Regions from separate parts of the Mus musculus genome. Here region 1 is linked to region 2. A link is a loop called in an ENCODE intact Hi-C map of the cell type or tissue named here. Cell type or tissue: heart. All regions are shown on one strand. Each heading gives the region's core, and the rest is flanking DNA. Links, peaks and the distances in the headings are about the cores only.

Region 1 (10,069 bases), core at 1,001-9,000, 56 kb before region 2:
GAGTGGGGGTGGGTGGGTAAGGGGGACTTTTGGTATAGCATTGGAAATGTAAATGAGCTAAATACCTAATAAAAAATGGAAAAAAAAAAAAAAAAAAAAAAAAAGAAAGTGGGCCAGAAGCAGCTCCTTTCTTCGTGAGGTCTAGAAGGCACAGCCACCCACAGAGCCCCTAGGTGTTGTGCTGCCTGGAGAGGGAGAGGTGCTGTGTGATGTGGAGTAGCGTGGGACACCAGGAGTATCTGAGGACAAAGACCGGGTTATAGGAGGGCAAACAACCAAGGAGATAGGAAGCAGTTCCCAGGGAGCCACGGAACTGCTTGTGTTTATGCCAAGAACTGGGGCACAGCAGCTACAGTCATCTCCACTGGGCCCAGGGCCACAGGCTACTACTGCCCTGTGGAACGGGAAGCCACACAGAGTGCAGGGAGCATCAAGCCACTCTCTCACGAAGTGAAGCACGAGTAGAGTCACTCCTGGACCAGAATTAGATTTACAGCATAACATTCTTCATAGAATTCCGATATTTTTCATTGTTTTTTAAGTAATGTGAAATAATTTACTCATTTTTCTTCGCGGTTGTTTCTTTGTCACACAGGACTATGTTCTCGTTGTCCTCTTTGCATATGGAAGCATTTCCCAGTCCCTTTTAAAAATATTGTTATTAGAGGAAATAAAGGTTTCTGGCCTGCAGATGAAACAATCCCCAAATCTGCCTAAATATCCTCTGCTGTACTGAGAAGGTGGTTTCATGGACTCTGCAGAGATACCCATGTGTAACTAAAAATAGAAGCACAGAGCTAAGGCAGGCCCACAGTTCCTTCCCAGTGAGTAGAGTTCCCTTTGTTCTCTGGCTTCCTCAGCAAAGGACAGCTTCCTGGCTGCAGCTGAGGGAGAAACTTTTCCTCTGACCTTTGATGTTCTGGGCCCATCTTTCCAACAGCGGGTCCCAGAGGAAGAAGAGCGCTGCTGGACCAGCCCAGCCCAGCCCAGGCAGGAAGCCCTTTATCTCCCACTAAGACCTCCCTAGCTAAATACACAGAAACGCAGGCAGACAGGTCTGACTACAGCTTTTCTGTTCCCGAACAAATAAGTGTTTCTGTGTATTCATAATAATGAAAAAGCATGTGGGCTCAGGGATACTCAGACAGGCCGAAGCAGGAGAGGCTCAGGTGCGGTTTCCTGGAGGAGACATGAGGCGTGCGTTAATGGTTCTTTTTTCATAGTCCTGCAAGATAATGTACCAGTGAGGGGCATGTTCCACCACGAGATTCATTCATATTCACCATAAGAATACAAAGACATCCAATTGAAAGCACAGGACACGTGTGCATCCCTTCAGGACAAGCTGAGGCTCTCTGGCTCTTCGCGTAAACTTGCGAGCTCCATCAGATCCAAATGGAAAGTGAGAATTCCTCAGAGTCCTTATCCTTTGTCAGACAGACCAGGAAAGGTACCCAGAGGAGTAATGGGGCATCCCTCAGACACTGAAGAAAACCGGTGATGTGGGTTGGGATGTGGCTCAATGGTAGAATACTTCCATAGCATATACACAGCTCTGGATTGAATCCCCAGCATCAAGAAAATAAATGTGTGCCAAGCAAATGACACCACAAACCCATCATGGCACAGCAGATAGCTGGACGCCTGGACAAGTGTTCCACAGATCATCTGTGGCCACTAAACCAGACACTGTCCACGGAAACACAAACATGGTGCTGTGGTCCAAATGTTCCTCTGGAATCCAGTCAGAAGGTGGGACTTGGGGCCAATGTGATTGCATAAGACTCTGGGCCTTTAGAAGGCTGTTCACTCGAGAGGGTGGGCAAGCCTTATGGGCTCCTCCTGCTATTTGAGGGAGCAGCAACAAGCTACCAACTGTGAGGCAGAGGTGGAGCCCTTATCTGACACCAGCTCTACCAGCAACTTGATCTTGTACTTCCCAGGCTCCAAAGCCAAGTCCTTCGCTTACAGATGATGTAATCTAAGATACATTGGTACAGTAGCTCCAATTAAGATCCATGTGCTTGCTGGAAAAGCGGGTTCTTGATCATTTATCTCTGTCCCACGGTCTCTCTGAATTACACTCGGGTGAAAGGGGAGCTCAGACCTTTCTGAGCTAACACTGAAAAACTATGATTGAGCTTTACTGATTATTATTTTTTTTTAAGATCAGAGTTTGGGTTTTGAAGGCCACTGTCTTAGTTTCTATTGTTATAGTAAATGCCATGACTAAGAGCAACTTGGGGAGGAAAGGACTTATTTCAGCTTGTAATACTCAGGCGACACTTCATCATTGAGGAAAGTCAGGTCAGGAACCTGCAGGCAACTGAAGAAGAGACCTTGGAGGAACACGGCTTACTGAGTTGCTTCTGGCTTGCTCAGCTGCTCTCTTAAACAACTCAGGACCACTGTCCAGGGTGACAGCCCCCTCCACACATTGGGACCTCTCACATAAATAATTAATCAAGAAAATGGCCTCCGGACTTTCCTACAGGAAACTTGATGGAGATATTTTCTCAGCTGTGTTTCCTCTTCCCAATAACTGTGTGGAATTGACAAACATGCAGGGGTTTCTCTTTGCCTCTAGGGAACACTTAGACCCTGTAGCACTGAGGGGTGTCCCTCTTTCATTTTTAGAGGAGCTGTGGCCTTGGATGGCTTCAGTGCTCATAGTTTGATCCTCTTTGTCCATTAGCACCTCTTTGCTTATTTTCTCAGTGTTGAAGTATCTTAATTTTATAAAATATTTTGCCTATAGTATTTAAAATATTACTTTATAAAGCAATAATTATAAGTGAATGAACACCATGATATCACATATGATTTGTGATTTAAAGAAAATAAAAAGGAGAGAAAAAGCTATATAGGACCAAAGTCTTCATGCACTCTTAAAACTACATAGCTACCGACCTGAACACTAATTATAAACTTAGTTGTTAGTTGCAATACCCAGAGAAACCATGACGAGAACAACCAAAAACTATACACTGAAATAAATGAAAAAGGAATCAAAATCTTACTATAGACTTAGCCAACTAATACAAAGGAATGGCATCTCAAAGCCCCCAAGGAATTAAAAAAGAAAACAGAAAATAGCATCATCATAGAAAACGAAAAAGAAGTAGACAGGATTACTTCCTTCCATACAGGGAGGGCAGGGCTGACAGAAACAGGTGCAACACCCACATGGCTCCAGGGGACACACAGGCCACATCTAAAGCCTTCCTTGTACCCAGTCTTCGTCACCTCTAGCTTTGAAAGTCAGTAAAGGTTCAGGCATCAAAAAGGGTCAAAAGCCAACACCCTGGAATTGTGGCCAATAGCACATGTAGGATTGTGTCAGCCGAGGAAGGCCTTGGGCTGGTGGGCACATTGCTGCTGGTTGGTGGAAGAGAGCCCATGGGCCACTGAAGAAGCCTGTCTGTAGGCTGCCAGGGCTTCAAGGATAACAGGGGTGGCGCCAGGACTCAGATTTACCTGGTAATATCTAAAAGCAGCTAGGCTAAGCCTGCCATCTCTCCTTGTTCCAGAAAGTCGGTTTTTATTCTGAAATCTTGGCTCTTAAGTGATAACCAGCTTGAAATAATTAGAACCGGTTCATTTACTTTAACCGCATGTCCTTCAGAGGCTGTTAGGGCTAAAGTCACGTTGGTAAGCCGGGGGCCACTGGAACCCTACTGAAGCTAGACTGGATTTCTCAGCTCTCCAGGGCATGCATTCTCGATCACTTCCATATGCACTGGGTCCTGGGGAATGTTCTTGGCTTCCCTGGCACCTTGGAATGTCTAGGCCTTTGGCATATGGAGTAACAGGACTCCAGCTGATGTCAAAAAACCGTCATCTCCAAACAGCAGTCATTCAGAGAACAGTGGTGGAATGAACACTGCTAGTCAGGGCCTGGACCATTCTCACCATGAGTAGAAACTGCCAAAAGAGTGAATTTTCCACCTTGAGATTTTAACCATGAAAGAGCCCACTTCAGTGGCTGTTTTCACTCATTAACGGTTCATTGGTGAAGATATAAAAACAAGCAAGCAAACAAACAAACAAACAAAAATTACACCTAAAAATAAAATTCCTCTTTTGAAAATAACTAATGAAATTAATATTCAATTACGGTAGTTCATAAAGCACCCCATCTTTATTCTGACCCCAGGAAGATCCTTCCCAGCAGCTGACCTACCAAAGGGAGGCCTACACTTAGCCACTACAAAGTATGCCCATTGTTTCCTGCTTCCTGGTCACCCAGTAGGGTTTCAAATATCTAGAACCCATCTTGGTGGGTGGAAACTAGATACAGATTATACACACACACACACACACACACACACACACACACACACACACACATTCGCATGCACGCTTGCAAGAGATTAAGGATACAAATACAAAATAGGGAATTGGAGAGTTCTCCCAATAAAACCCCTTTCCTAGGTCCTAATAGACCAGGAAATGAGATAAATTAATTTCTTATGAAACTCTCCTTGTGAACAAAATAAATATCTGTGCTCTAACCACTCCCCTCAGTGCACCCCTTTATTCCAGAAACAACCACAGGCATGGCACCAAAGACTGGGCAAGTGCTACATAGGACATACAACCCCTGTGGGAGTAGCCAACCAATGTCTGATTTGACTTCAGGCCCACTGCTTGAGATGGAACCCATACCTGATGCTGCTTGGGTGACCAAAAACCTGACAGTAGGTAGCCCAGGAACCCAAGGTAAAATCAAACAGTACTGTGTTACTAAAGGAAGATAACAATAAGCTCATTCCTAAGGACATTCTGCTCTATTCATAGATCAGTCAGTGCCCTCCTCAGCCATCGTCAGAGATGCTTCCTCCTGCATCGGATGGGAGCAAATAGAGTCCCACAGCCGGACATTATCCAGAGAATGAGAACCCATGGAACACTCAGCTGTAAGCATGGTGTCTCCATCAAATCCCTCTCCTCAGGGCTCAGGGAACCCTGTAAAAGGGAAGACAGAGCCAGGGCCAGAGGGGATGGAGGACACCAGGGAACAAGGCCTTTGAAAAACAGCTGGACCAAGGCACACAATGCACTCTCAGAAACAGAGGCAGCACGCACAGGGCCTGCACAGGCGGGAGTCCTAGAGCTGAGAGGAAAAGCAGATACACGTCCTACCGTCTAACCCAGAAGCAACCTCCAACTGATAGCCACTTAAAAAGGAAAATTTAGTTTTCTCCAGGGGAGTTTCACTGTGAAAACAAATCATTCTTAAGGGCAGGCTGCATGCCCAGCGCTAGAGGCTATCACAAAACAAACTCAATGGCTCCTTGGGAGGTTCCTTATCTTATAATGTCAAGTCAGGGATTTTTCTTTCTTTCTTTTTTTCTCTTTTATTTTACCCTACAGGTCCTTAGTGCTTTTCTTTCTGACCTTCTGAGTCCCCAACTCAACTTTTCCATCACACTGTCCCACCTGCAAGTAGATGCACACGAGACACCTGTCAGACCGGAAGGCGCCCCGTTCTGTGCAAAGGATATCAGTATACACAACCAATATGGTTTCTTCAGGAGGAGAGGATGGAAATTTCCCAACAGGAAACAAGAAAAATGGGCAGGGTCATCTATCTGCCTCAAGCTCTGCTTGCCCTAATTCATCACAGTTTCCCTTTGAGTGAAAACCCTACAAGTCTATGGAAATATCAAGTGTGTTTATCTGAGACAGGACCAGTCTGTTCTGCCTTTGTCTAAGTACCTCCTTTTCCTGTTTGTACAATCCTTTGTTCCTCATTTATTCTTTCCCCCACCACTTTCACCCACTCTTCATTTTCTTTTTTTTCCCCTGACCATCACTACTAAGTCCCGTCTTGTGTACAAGTACTCTGAAGATAGTTAATGATGACATGTTTCCCCCTTGAAGCAAGGCTGCAGGGTTGTCTCCAGGAGTCTGATGCCACCCGCTCTCACGCTGGCCATCTCCGCCTGGCTTAGATGCCTGTATCTCTCACTAACCGTCCACTGCTACATTTGCTCATATATTATGACCCACTGGGTTGATTTCTTTGTTATCAGACTCGTCCCTGAGAATAAAAATTTATCCCATCCTTATCAGAGTCTGTAGTATAAAGTAACTACCGAGTGTGGACTTGATGACCGACTGAATGACAAAATCTCAAGGGGACATATCCCATGCAAAGCCTTTAAAAGTTGAGCACAAATAGGAATGAGTAGGGGACTGTTAATGAGAGGCACTGGCAGGCTGCATCTGAGTGTTGCCATGAGAGACTATGTTCAGAAACACTAGACTTTTCAATTGTTTAAAAGAAGCCAGGTATGCAGGCGTTAGAGATAAAAGTCTGGGTTTTCTTTTTTTCTTTCTTTCTTTTTTTACCTATGAGAGCTCTCAGGCTGAAATGCCATGAAAATATTCCAGCCTGGCAAGGCTCTCAGGAAACCATGAACCCAACACAAAGACGACATTATTTCAGCTCTTGGTAGCCAAGGCCCATCCATCTCCTGCTCAGGGCACATAGTTTAGTAATTAAATATTTCAAATATGCCTAGGAGGATAGAAAAAAATATCATTTCTCTGCATCAACACAGAAAGCATCTTCAACGCCAGTGGAAAGTTACACACAGGTGGAATGCTCTTGTTTGCTTGTGTTGCTGTTATAAAACACTCTGATGAAAAGCAGCTTAAAGGAGAAATGTTTGTTGGTTAAAAATCCAGGTCATAGTCTATCACTGAGGGAAGTCTGGGCAGGAGCGCAAGCAGGAACCAAAGCAGAAACCATGAAGAATACTGCTGCCTGCTCCCTCTCAGAGTCATATTTAGCTAGCCTTCTTCCAGAACTACACAGTCAGGAAATGGGCTGTGCCTAGAGACTGGGTCCTCCTATACTAATTAGCAATCAATACACACACACCACACACACATACATGCCAGACATGCCTTCAAGCCAATCTAAGCTAGGCAATTTCTCAATAGAGGCTTTTCCCATCAAGATATGTCAAAATTGACCATTAAAGTTAACTAGGACACAGAGCAAAGTCCACAAAATTCTTGGAAGAATTAATGAAGAGAGAGTGTTAGTGCAGATTTGATTAAAGCATCATATACATGTATAAAATCCTCAAACAAAAGGAGCAAGCACCATGGAGAAAGACTATGCCCCCGCATCGTGCCTTCGCCTGTTGATTAGCAACTGAGACATAACAACTGCTTCACGACTTTAAAGTAGCAGTTCTATCCAGATGTATTTAGATATCTTTACCTTTTGAAACACACAGTTCTGTGATTTTAAATACATTAACAAAGTTGTACAAACATCGCCATGGTCTCATCCAAACTGCTTTCTTCCCCCCAGAGAGAAAGCCCGGGTCTGTGAACCCTCCCTCCTTCCCAGTTTCCATGACCACAGTTGCACTTTCAATCTCTATGGATTTGTCAGCCTAGGATAGTTTGTACAGACTGAATTGTACAACAATGGTCTTTTGTGTGGTTTCTTTCATTTTGTGTGTCCCCAGGGTTGCTCTTCGCTGTAACACGCACCAGCACTTCATTTTCTTCTACAGCCAAATAAAATTCCATGGCGTGGGCATATCACATTCTCTTTAGCTAATGGACTTTTGAATAGGTTTGTTTTCCAGTAGTTAGAGATAATGCTGCAATGGACACCATGCACAGATTTTTCTGTGGGTCTGTTTTCATTTTCCCTGAGTATTGTTGCCCCAAATATTCATGGGAAGAGAATACACACACACACACACACACACACACACACACACACACACACACACACACACAGCCACTTATGGAAAGTGTACTACATTTCAGACATAAAGCTGCATGTTTTATATACACAACTCTAATCTTGAAGGATATTCTACACTGAAATTATTATACACTAGTCTTTACCGCAACGCTATACTGAGGCTGAGGGACTCTGTCCCAAAGCTTGTTCTCTTTTTACTTCTAATCAACCCTTGATGCATATTTTCTTAACTTTTGAAATGTCCAGTTGTCTGTTTTGAGGTATAGGACACTCCCTGTACTTCACAGTATTTTGACTTCATAACATGAGCAGATGCAAGAACTCAGAGTCTCAAGGGCAGCTGTTAGTATGTAGGGAGTGTCAGGTCTTTGTGGAGGAGCTGAGTGGAGAAGCTGGAACAAGACGTGATGATTAAACCCCGGAGGGATGGCCACCAGCACTGCCTAATGGTGAGGCTGGGTAAACGTTACTGATGTAAACAGTGAGGGCCTGGCAGGGCAATGTCATGGCAAAACACGGAACATGTGAAACATGAGGTCATGGTCAGCCAGAGCCAGGGTGACCACAGAGAAAGCCACAACCCATAGCCTGGATTTGGCTTCAGCGCCACATGCTGCTTTGGATAAACTATGTTCACAGTGTAAGGGCTACCTGGTTCCTGTGATGAAGAATCAGGAGTCTGTACAGAAAGATCACCTTTGATTCTTTCCTCTTTGGAAACAATTGCAGTCGACAGTGATAGTAAGTGTCTTGGTTACCCATCGAACTGGGCCACTCGACTGTTTAACAAATTACATCCGTAGTGGAAACAAACAAAAATCTGTGGAGACTGGGGATGTGATACTACCATCTGTCTATATCTTGTTCCTGCCATCTGTAAAATGAGCTTACAACATGTATGGTATATGTAAATAGCTTAGGGGGTTATCACAAAACTTCTTTGAAAATTGGCCTTTTTCTGATGACTATTTCTACCATACATACGTGCTAGTACACTTGTAAGTGTACACGCACACATACATACTCACACACGTAGGAAATAGGCATCTTGTTAAATCAGTTTTGTAATATTCAACATAAGCAGTTGAAGTGAAGAATTCAGAGTTGTTATAATTTACTCTTGCTAGACAGGTCATAGGCTGTAAGAGAGAATACTGCTATTATTTTGCCAAATGGATGAAATATTAAACTTATTCCCAATGGCTTATCATTATATCTACAGATCAATGCATCCCTCGGGCCTCATCCGAGAAGCATCTGTTTGCGGTAGACATTGATGAACACAGAGACCCACAAATGGCCAAGGTGCAGAGAACAAGACACTGCGGAGTGTCCAGGCCTGAATGGAGTACGTATACCCCACCCTCCTCGCTAGTCTCAGGGATCAGTGCAGAAGAGGGTCCAAGGAGAGTGTATGATGGTGGATAACTACAAGGACACAGTGTCTTTTGGACACAGCAGGGAAGTTGTACAAAACTCACAGTGGTTGCAACATCGTACACAAAATTTGTGCATGGAGGTGAGAGATGGACACACACTCCCACCCCAGGCAGTGGAGAGGTTGGTTTCAGTGACAAGCTAGGATTTTCTCAACAGCTGCTATGACCCTGGCACAAAGGAAAGGTGTGGAGGTATGGGTGTGTGTGTTGAACTTGGGGGGACCGCACAGTGCTATTGTAAGCTCCTGTTAGGTTACAGGTTTGCTAAGAAGGGAACCGTGGGAGAGGGAGAGACACGTTACTCTAGGTGTGGTCTCTGGTAAGTTGACTGTGTTCCAGTGGAAGATCGCATATCCAAGAATATTTGGGCAGCACAAATTGGTCTTTATAGGTTGATTTAAAAGCACACAATGTTTGGTGACGAGGGGGTACATCTGGGAAGAGTTGGGTGAATGTGACGAAAACACATTGTATGATATCCTCAAAGAACTAATAGAACTAATAAAAATATACACACCCATTCAAACACAGAAGGAAAAGAGAATGGACTCAAGTATTCACGACCATTTTTCTCTTCTTCCCAGTAGACATTAACTTTGTGGCAGTTTGAGTTAGAGTAGAATGTATGTGCTGCGGAAACAGTGTTATTTGTTCTGCCCACTCTCCACCTTTACATTAAGCCAAGGCCTGGATATATTCCATAGGATGTGTTTGAAAATCCAGTGGTTCCCTTCTTAGCAAACCCTTAACCTAACAGGAACTTACAATAGCACTGTGCGGTCCTCCCCCGCCCCCCCAGTTCAACACACACCTCCACACCTCCACACTACCATGCCTTTCCTTTGAGCCAGGGTCATAGCAGCTGTTGAGAGATCCTAGCTTGTCACCG
Region 2 (10,069 bases), core at 941-8,940:
TGGAGGTTGGAAGCAAGATTGACAGGTTTCTCCAATCATCACAAAGAAATTTTACATAGCAGCTCTGGCTGTCCTGGAACTCACTAAATAAACCAGACTGGCCTCAAATTTCCCTGCCTCTGCCTCCCAAACGCTGGGGATTAAAGGCGTGCAGCGCTATGCCTGGCTTATATTTTAGACAAGCAAGTCTAAAACCACCCACCAAAGAAGCTGAAAATCTGAACGCTTTAGCAAAATGGAGCCAAAATATGGTCAACCAACATATACAAGGTTCTGTTTGAATTACTGCCACTAGTCATGCGTGAGAGGTTTCTTTTTGGTTGCAGAAAGCGACCTTCATGCATATACATGACACACCTTTTAGTATTTATTATTTGTTCCTGTGGAATCTTCTAAAACAGCGCTGAGGTCAGTAACTAGTCAGTGCCTGAGCTAAGTGACGAAATGATCAGGACAACGGAAGAGAACCATGGAGCCCCGCTATCATTCAAGCAGAAGAGACAATCCTCATTTGAAAGAGATGTGGGTGGTCTTCTCTTCCCAAGCCGAGTCAACTGGACAGAAGCAAAAGGGAGAACGAGTTGGACCTTTCTTGCTCCTAAGTGGACCGTGTGTACTTTTTGAGGTACGTCAGTTACAGGCTCACGTTCTGACTCCACCATGGGCTAGTCTTACATTCTCTGTGCCTCAGTTTCCTCTTATATGAAGTGAGATAGTGAAATTTGTAATCGCCCTTCCTAGATTTGTTACTGGGAATAAGCCTGTTACCACATGTCTTGGTTAGAGTATCTATTGCTACGATGAAACACCATGAACAAAAAGCAAGTTGGGGAGAAAAAGGTTATTCAACTTATACTTCCACATCACTGTTCACCATTGAAGGAAGTCAGGACAGGACCTTGGGAGCAGGAGTTGATGCAGAGGCCATGGAGGGATGCTGCTTACTGGTTTGCTTCCTGTGACTTGTTCAATCTGCTTTCTTACAGAACCCAGGACCATCAGCCCAGGGATGGCTCCACCCACAATGGACTGAGCCCTCCTCCATCAATCATTAATTAAGACTATGCCTTACAGCCAAATCCTAGGAAGTCATTTTCTCAGTTTGTGTGTCAAGTTGGCATAAGACTAGCCAGCACGCCACACAAAACCTTAAGAATACTGACCTATAGATGTTAGTTTTGTTGTGCTGGTAGCTTTTTGCTAAAATGATTAATATTTTTACTTGCTATTTTATGTTATTTTGGATAACCGTATACTGAGTGTACATTAATGGAGGCCAGAGTGCTTTTTTAAAACTTCATTTTGAGACCTGATGACAAGGCACAAGGGTAAGGGTGCCTGTACCCAAGCTTAACAGCCTGAATCCAATCCCTGGAACCCACTTGGTGGAAAAAAACCAACCAACTTCAGCAAGTTGTCCTCTCTCTCTCTCTCTCATACACACACACACACACACACACACAGAGAGAGAGAGAGAGAGAGAAAGAGAGAGAGAGAGAGAGAGAGAGAGAGAGAGACGCACACACTAATAAATGAAAAAAATCATTAAAAACCCTAAAAAACAAAATTTCATTTTTTAAATACAAAGCTAAGGAAGAAAAAACAAGTTTAATAGGATAGGTACTCCCATTTATTTAGCAGCATTTCAGCAAAAGGCTTGGCGCATACACCTCACTTCTCAGTACATTAACTATTTGAGAAAGGCCTAATGTCAGTTACTTTTAAATGAGGAAGGTCCATCTCACCACAGACGCCCATGGTGACCCAGAAAACCTTAACCTCAGTCCACTTGATTCTAATCTGTAAAAACCTTAACCCCATTCTGATGAACCATGGTGGTAGAAAACTAAGAAAAAAGAAAACAAAATAATATCAAGAAGGCCACTAAAGAAGCATCCGTTTCGCTGTAAAACTGCTAAAGCTTGTCTTTGAAGGGATAACAGTGTGAGCCATGCTTGTAAAACTGCTAGAGCTTGTCTTTGAAGGGATAACAGTGCGAGCCATGCTCCTGGCAAACTACGACATCATTTCCATCCCAGGTGCTGAACACTATCACTTTTTGCCGTTTAGGACAGTTTACAAACACACTCACATCAGTGTATCTAGTTGAGCTTCTGCCAGAATCCTGCTGCTTGGCCATTAAAATGTAGAAGTAAATTCCTGCTAATCCCCAAACAAGGCAGAGATAAAGTAGGGAGCGAAATATCCACGCTAGTTCCTCAGAACAAGCAGAAGCCCATTGCTGTATACTTGTGCCAACACATCTTATCCATTTATTTAACACCATAAAAAGTGGTCCTCAATTGAGTATAATACTTTGCACCCCTCTGCCAGATGAAATGCCCGGATTGGTCCACACTCACATAGCAGCTACTGCTGTGTGACTCTCCCCACAAGCTCCATGGGCCAGCCAAATGATAAACTTAAGGTCTTTTTTTGGATTGAGTTATTTCTTCTTTTGGGCCAAATGTACCCTTTTCCAGTTCTCGCTACTGGTACATGGGCCTTACTTAGCCAAACCACAGCTTTGGAAAGTGGACAGAGGTCGGACTTCCCTCTATGGCTGTGGCTGCTTGTTCTGGGCAGCGGTGAATTAAAGAGAAGCCATCAAAGCACACTGCCTCATGGCACAGGCCTCACGGTTCCTGTACCTCAGCACAGTAACACGAGTTTTAGAGCATACGGGATGAAGTTCCTGCCTTGTTTCATATCCCAGATTGTGATACTTGAAGAAAAACAACGACTGTGTTGAGTTTGAGATCAGACATGAGAATGGAATCCCCTCCCCTCCCCCCGCCCTTTGCTGCTATGAAGTAGTATGAAACAAAACTTTTCCTGTGCTCAATCAATCTCTCCAACCCCAAATGCATTTTCCAAAAGCAGAGTTGGTTTGCTTCTCACCTGTGTGTGTGTAGTACAGATCAGATCTAGAATGTTCCATAAGAGAATCACACGGCAAGGAAGTCTGCATGTGACCCATGGCCAGTCTCAATGATGCTGTCAGCTAGGGAGAAATGTTTTGATCTTCAATGATCTAGGAAAAAAATCCTATCCCATGTTCTTCCAGACCTCACAGAGGGTGAAGGAGAAGAAAGTCTGCACCGAGTTACTGAAACACCACTTGGCGAAAGCTAGCATCCCAGACTGTACTCGGCAATGCTTGCTTAGATGCTCTTGGTAGCTCACAGCCACTTTTTAAAGTTACAGAGTAGACATCCTGTTTGGCATCTCAGATGCTGAGTAGGTCTTGGGTTGAAGAAAGAAGAAGGAAGTTTGGCATCTCGGATGCTGAGTAGGTCTTGGGTTGAAGAAAGAAGAAGGAAGCAACTAGTAGAAGATCGTCATGACCACACATTCCACTGCATCGCTGTCTACGTCATAACCTAGAACTCTCCCAGACAAATTCTCTTCTAGAGACTACTTTAAAATTGACTTTTAAAATAGATTTATTCATTTTTCTGTATCTCTGTGTCTCTGAGGCCACATGTGGGTGTGTGTCTGCAGAGGACCAAATGGGGCGCTGGATACCCTGGACCGGGAGATTTGGGTGGCTGTCTGACATGGTCCTGGGAAATGAACTGCAGTCTAGTCCTTTGCAAGAGCAGCAAATGCTCTTAACCACTGAGCCATATCTCTGGCCCCCTAAGAACTGGAATTTCTGTTGATATTTAAGGCATTATATAGGATTTCTAAGAGAACCAAGTGTGCCCAGAGACTAATGCAAAGATTGTCCCTGTCCTCGCCAAGTGTGGGGAATCTTCCTCAGCCTTCTCATACTGGCCGTAAAGGATAAGTGCAGTGACACGGACTGTAAGTGAAGATAAGGGGAAAGAGGCCACGGCAGTCTATGCAGAATTAGAATGGCACTCATCTAAGCAGAACATGTGATCAGGTTCACCCTAAGGTTCATGTGATCAGGAACACCCATGGAATTTAGGATTAGACATCAGCTGCTTGTTGACATCAGTTATATCACAAAATCTATATAGAATTTAAGCTAGTAAGAATTTTTACAGTTGCCAGGCATGGTGGCGCACACCTTTAATCCCAGCACTCGGGAGGCAGATGCAGGCGGATTTCTGAGTTCAAGGCCAACCTGGTCTACAAAGTGAGTTCCAGGACAGCCAGGGCTATACAGAGAAACTCTGTCTCGAAAAACAAAACAACAACAACAACAACAACAACAAAACCAAAAACAACAAAAACAGAAATTTTACAATCATTTACTCCAGCTCTCTTATACTTATGAGAAATCGATGTTTATGGATTCTGTAACATGTGGTCCCAATCACATATGCTATTCTCGGATATTCTAATTTGTAATTTATAGATGTCTGCAAGTTTTGCTTATATTTTGTTCCTAACCTTCCTCCCTTTGAAGAGCAAGCAGTCTGTAGACAAACTCCTGAGAAGATTTTAGTTTTATCTTTTGTGGTAATCCTATCTTCATTGTTACCTGGATTGCATTGGGTTTTAAATCACCAAGGAAAGATACTTCTGGGTGTGGCTATGAAGTTGCTCCCAGCAGGGAAGTGAGACCTACCCAGACTGTAGGCGGCACTGTTCCATGGCTAGGGGTCCTGGGCTAAACCAGAGACAGCAAGTGGATCACCATCTATCTCTCTGCAGTCTGCCTGTTGTTTCAATGGCACCAGCGATCTCACACTTCTGCAACCAAGCCTTTCTCACCATGGTGAACTATACCCTCGAACTTCCTTTCCTTGAGTTGCTTTTGTCAATATACCATTTATTAATTCTGTAGCCTTAAGTGAGTCTCAGTACTCGCTTTTCCTTCTCCTAACTCCTCATGGTAAATACTGTAAGGTTTGAGAACTTATATAGCACATAAAAACCAAAACCATATGTAGACGATTTCTTTTGCAAAGAAAGCGAGACGAAACTTGAGATTTGAAATGCTTCTGGCATGGAAATGGTTAAAACACACACACACACACACACACACACACACAGAGCGCAAATCTGGCTTACCAACGTTCCCACTTTCTTTGCACATAACATGCTCTTCTCCGTGGGAGCAGTCACGTATGGCAGGGTGTATAGGGAAGCAGTGAGCCCACAGAGCTGTACTGTGCCTCTTGTTTGCTTTCGCGCCTCAGTACCTCTGCTACCAGGCACTGTTAGGCTGCCAATTAGCTCCCTGCCTCCTCTCTCCCCACCTCTGCTTTAGGATATGTCTTGTCTGGGGATAGCTCCTTTCAAAAAACATTCCAGGATGGCTCTAGCTTTTAATCTCAGGAATAAGGGAGGATTGCCTAACAATCGGACAGCTTGTCTTCCCTGGCCAGATTTTACTTTCTCTGCAGACCATCTAGAGCTTGCCTGCCCGACTCCACCACGAATGCTTGGATTTAAAGGTGTGGAACTGGATGGACTGAGGTCTACGGGAGGAAGGGACAGACTTCCATTGATTCCCTGTCCTGATCCACAGCAAACACAAAGGGACCAAGCATAGAATTCTTTAGCCTGAAGACAAAACTTGACTGTTTATCCTCCCAATGATGGCTCCAATGGCCCATCATAGACCCTAGGGCACCTCAGTACAGTTTGCATCTGCAGTGGGAACGTGTCTCAGGAGGCTGAACAGGCAGGGACCTTCTGGAGCTCCCAAGAAAAGACCAGCCCACAGTGTGGTGTGATTGGAAAGACTCCAAACAAAGTTTCAAAATCTCCATCCCTGAGTTCAGATAACCCAGGGGAGGACCAGAAGCCGAGTTACTCAGAGAGCAGACTCCTAGCACCTGCAAGTCCGGGTGACTCACTCTCCATCTCCCAAGTCTCTGTGGACCCCTTTCCTGCCTTAGTTAATTAAGTTCTGTGTCTCGCATCTGGAGAAGACACTCTCTCCCAGTAGAAACCAGGAAGAGGAGGGGGATGAGGAAAGTCAAGGTCTCCAGATTCTCGTCCATAGGTTTTCTCATCTCCCTCCCGGCCCCACCACTCTCTCAGTCCAGGACCCACGCGGGCAGCAAGGGAGTGTGCGCAGCAAGCTGCCCTCATCTTCCCCGCGGTGGCCCAGGACCCCTACCCGCTCACCAGATAGCCATCCTGCTCTTGGGGTAGTCCAGCCGTTCCAGGCAGCCGAGGAAGTAAGGCAGCGTATGCGCAGCGTTGCGGGCGAGAACGACCACGAACACCGTGGGTTTCTGCGGGGGCGACTCGGGGAACGCCACCGTTTCCTCTCCGTCCTCATCCGAGTCGGGCTCGGCGGCGAAGCGCGCCCGGCAGCCGAGGCGGAGCAGGGCGGAGGACAGCAGGAACAGCGCGCAGGCGACAGTGGCGAGGCGCGCAGCCATGTTCCGTAGCCGGCGGGAGGCGGCGATGCTGCCAGCGGCGCCGGGGATGCGGCTGCCCCGGGACGGCGGGAGCGTGCACCGGCACTGATTTCTGAGGCTCGCAGGACCCGCCGCCGACCAGCCTTGACCTGAGTCCCCTGTGCACCGACTCCCTGCCACCCGCGCTTGCCCCGCGCTCCGCCCTGCAGACAGGTCGACTCCGGGAGGCTGATCTTCCCGAGTTCCAGGGAAAGTTCCCCTAGTCCAGGCTGCGCTTGTACAGCTGAGGTCTGCGGCTTCCTCCAGAGCTGTGAGGTGTGGCCCTGTCTGCCAATGGGAGAGTGTGTGTGTGTGTGTGTGTGTGTGTGTGTGTGTGTGTGTGTGTGTGTATACATAACGGTACAACCCCAAGAAAATTTATTCTGCTTTTTCTAACCGCAGTCTGAAGTTCTTCACAGTGACGCGATGTATCCAGGGCTTTATAATGCACCTATTGACAGATTAGAGTTCTAAAACTGGAGGTCTCCTCAACCACCCAGGACTGTGAGAAACAATGTTATAACATCTACAGAGGCAGAATGCTTGTATTCCATAGACATACAACTTCTGAAAAATTGAAGACTTGGAGAATTTTAGACCTCAAATCAGAACCCTGAAAATAATAGCTCCGAATGGATCACTCTTCTGGAGCCTCTTTTCTTTTCTTTTCTTTTCTTTTCTTTTCTTTTCTTTTCTTTTCTTTTCTTTTCTTTTCTTTTCTTTTCTTTCTTTTCTCTTCTCTTCTCTTCTCTTCTTGTCTTTTCTTTCTCCCTCCCTCCCTTCCTCTCTCTCTCTCTCTCTCTCTCTCTCTCTCTCTCTCTCTACCTCCCTCCCTCCCTCCCTCCCTCTCCCTCTCCCTCTCTCTCTCTCTCCTTTCTTTTTTTCTTCCCAAGAAAGGTTGCAGTAAGAACTTTATCTCTCAAGTCCAAGGAGCACCTTCCTAAGTGAGGAGATGAAAAGGAAGATTCACATGCCCCCCCCCCCCCCTTAATCACGCAAACTGACAAAGAGTGGGAAGATCAGCACAAGTCAAAGAGAAGAGAGAGAATGAAGGCCAGAAGACAGGGCCAAGGTAGAACACAAAACACAATCATTTGACAAAATGTTTAAGCAGCTGGAATACTCAGCTAGAGGTTATTTACTTTGAAGATAACACAGGGACCAGAGTAAACTGTGGCATGAAATCCACAGCCTTTACCCTGTGTGCAGGCTGAACTAGGGGCCCTGCAAGTTCATGACCTTCACTGCCAGGCCAACCAGCCCCAGCTCTGACACACTGTCTTTTACTGTGTTGTCCCTTCTCCATAACTGTTGGAAGGCCTCAACTTGCTCTTCTCTGCTCTCCAAACCTTCAACTGGTCCATTTGTAGCAACTCTCTTCTCTCATCCTAAAACTTAGACCATTCTCACGTCCTTCAAACAAACAAACACTTTTTATAAGCATCAGTAGACATTGTGGCCAGGCTCCCCATTCCAACACTAAGGAGGTAGAGACAGGAATCAGGGGTTCAAGGTAACCTTAGCTACCTACATGTCACAATGTCATGTAACCTGGGCTATGTAAAACCCTGCTTCTGAAACAAAATTAACAACCTTTGTCTCCTAGTGACACTCTGTTGGTCAAGCTCCATGAAAGGAGTCAATACTGCCTTCCTCTCTTTCTTAATCTCCCTTTGCTCCTGTCATAGCAAAAGGTGACTTCGTCCAGTTCTTTCCCCTGGAAATATTCTGGCAAAGTCCACAGAGACTTTGGTATTTACAAAAGTAGTGAGATCTTTTTTTTTTTTTTTTTGTCAGCTTTCCAGGCCTCTGTCATGTAAGCTCCACTCCTTGACTTCTTCAAGTTCTGCTTGTTTACAAGTTCCTTCCTCTCTTAGTTGCTGTACAGAGACATTACAACCAACACAATACTTACAGAAGAAAACATTTAATTATTTACAGGGGCCTTGCTTACAGTTTCAGAGGTTTAATTAATATCATCACCGTGGGAGCATGGTAGCAGGCACCAGATGATGCTGGAGAAGCAACTGAGAGCTATACCCTAATCCACAGGCAGAGAAAGAGAGCTCGGCTCATCCCCAGGGACACACTTCGTCCAACAAAGCCACACCTCCCAGTCCTTCTGTTCCTTTTAAACAGTTCCATTTCCTGGTGACTAAGTATTTAAATATATTGGTTTATGAGGACCATTCTTATTTAAACAACTGAATTCCACTCCCTGTCTCCCATAGACTTGATGCCTCATCATAAGGCAATATGCATTTAGTCCAACCTCAGAAGCCCCCACAGTCTTTTACAATCTCAACAGCATTTAAAAGTGCAAAGTTAGAAATCTTTTCTGAGACTTGAGGCACTCTCTTACTTGTAGCACCATGCAAAATCAAAATAAAAAAAGCAGATCACATACTTCCAACATACAGAAACACATACACACACACACACACACACACACAGAACATAATGAAGAAATATTGGACCAGAACAAGACCTAAAACCAGCGGAACAAACTCCAAATTCTGCCTCTCCACGTCTGATATCAAAGCGCTCTTCAAATCTCCAAACTCTTATAGCTTTGTTGACTGAAACATTCTTCTCTCTCTTGGCCTGGTTTCTCCCCCATCCTGCAGCCCTCCCTGGCAGGCATCTCATAACTCTGACATCTCCCGCATCTTTGGATCCCCAATCACAGATTTACACACTGTCTGGGCCTCCATGCAGGGACATCCCTGACACACCCCTGGCCTCAGAAGCTTTCCTCAGCCATGGAGGAAGATTCCACAAACCCTTTCTTCTATTCTTGGCTCTAAAGCCAAAAAACTGATATGACCAACGTTGCCAGGTTAAGCTGCTTGATGGGGCTGGAACTTGGCCCCTTGTAAAATTACAATTATATTAGCTTTCTCTTCTTGGTGGCTTCCTTCACTGCTTAAGCTTTTCTTCAATTCATTTTCACAAGTTGGAAGATTATCTGGGTGGGGTCTCACCCTGAGGTCACAGCTCCCTTTATTCCATGAAGAATCAGGCTTTTCTTTAGATTTATCTCCTTGAGCACTGGGACTTCATTTCCTGATGCCCTTTGTTCTTCAGATTTTACATTTTATATTTTCCTTTCTCAGATTGTGTTGGGAGCTATTAAGACAACTCTTGATCTCTGAATTGGGCCTCTCCGCCCCCCCCCCCGAAGAAAAGGGGGTCAAAAGCGGGCCACCGACGCACTGCTCTGAGAAGTCAGCGCCGCTGGATGTCCTGACCTCAAGATGTACCTTGATACCACCAAGTTCCTGTTTCCCCTTGTAGTCGCCAAAAGAAAAAATTCTGCTGCCCCATCCCTCCTGCTGAGAAGTGCTTCCTCTTTTTCTGCTGCCCCATCCCTCCTGCTGAGGTGCATTTCCGCTGCCCCATTCCTCCTGCTGAGAAGTACTTCCCCTTTTGCTTGTGCATTTAAGCCTTGAGCCTTGCTGAATACAGTTGGGACCTTGATGCCACTCAGAATATTTCCGTGTCGTTCTTGCACTTGGTCCTTGTCTCTCTCTCTCTATCCCCCCATTTGGTTCTTAGGAGAAGGTCCCCTTGAGACCTCGAATAACTGGACCTGCTGGACGGGTCAAGATTGCCTCTTTACATTATAGATTTGCATAAAATTTACCACTAATAACCGCACAACACAGTCAATACTAAGGTGTCTTGAAATCTCTGTCAATGCCATCAATCCAAACACTTCAATTTGATCTCAGGCA

The links. Peaks named below come from ENCODE experiments on the same cell type or tissue, not always from the same donor. Only the 100,000 strongest peaks of a DNase experiment are listed, where the experiment ranks them.
Region 1: a loop joins it to region 2, with 2.2 times the contacts of the local background. A loop is called at or near these places in 4 of 42 quality-filtered maps.

The regions. Positions count from the first base shown.
Region 1 is chr1:152,452,818-152,462,886 of GRCm38, reverse strand. All of the region lies in intron 1 of Colgalt2 (collagen beta(1-O)galactosyltransferase 2), which reads right to left. Among named protein-coding and RNA genes, the nearest start is that of Colgalt2, 58 kb to the right of the region's middle. In heart, for the core only: no CTCF peak of the experiment used is centred there; DNase peaks (open chromatin) are centred at 1,756, 5,066, 7,376 and 8,146; H3K27ac peaks cover 1,666 bases.
Region 2 is chr1:152,396,383-152,406,451 of GRCm38, reverse strand. Colgalt2 (collagen beta(1-O)galactosyltransferase 2) reads right to left here and starts at 6,585. Exons shown (of 12, transcript NM_177756.4): 1 at 6,055-6,585. The coding sequence starts at 6,314. In heart, for the core only: CTCF peaks have their summits at 4,549 and 6,331; DNase peaks (open chromatin) are centred at 5,781, 6,291 and 6,531; H3K4me3 peaks cover 2,101 bases; H3K27ac peaks cover 921 bases.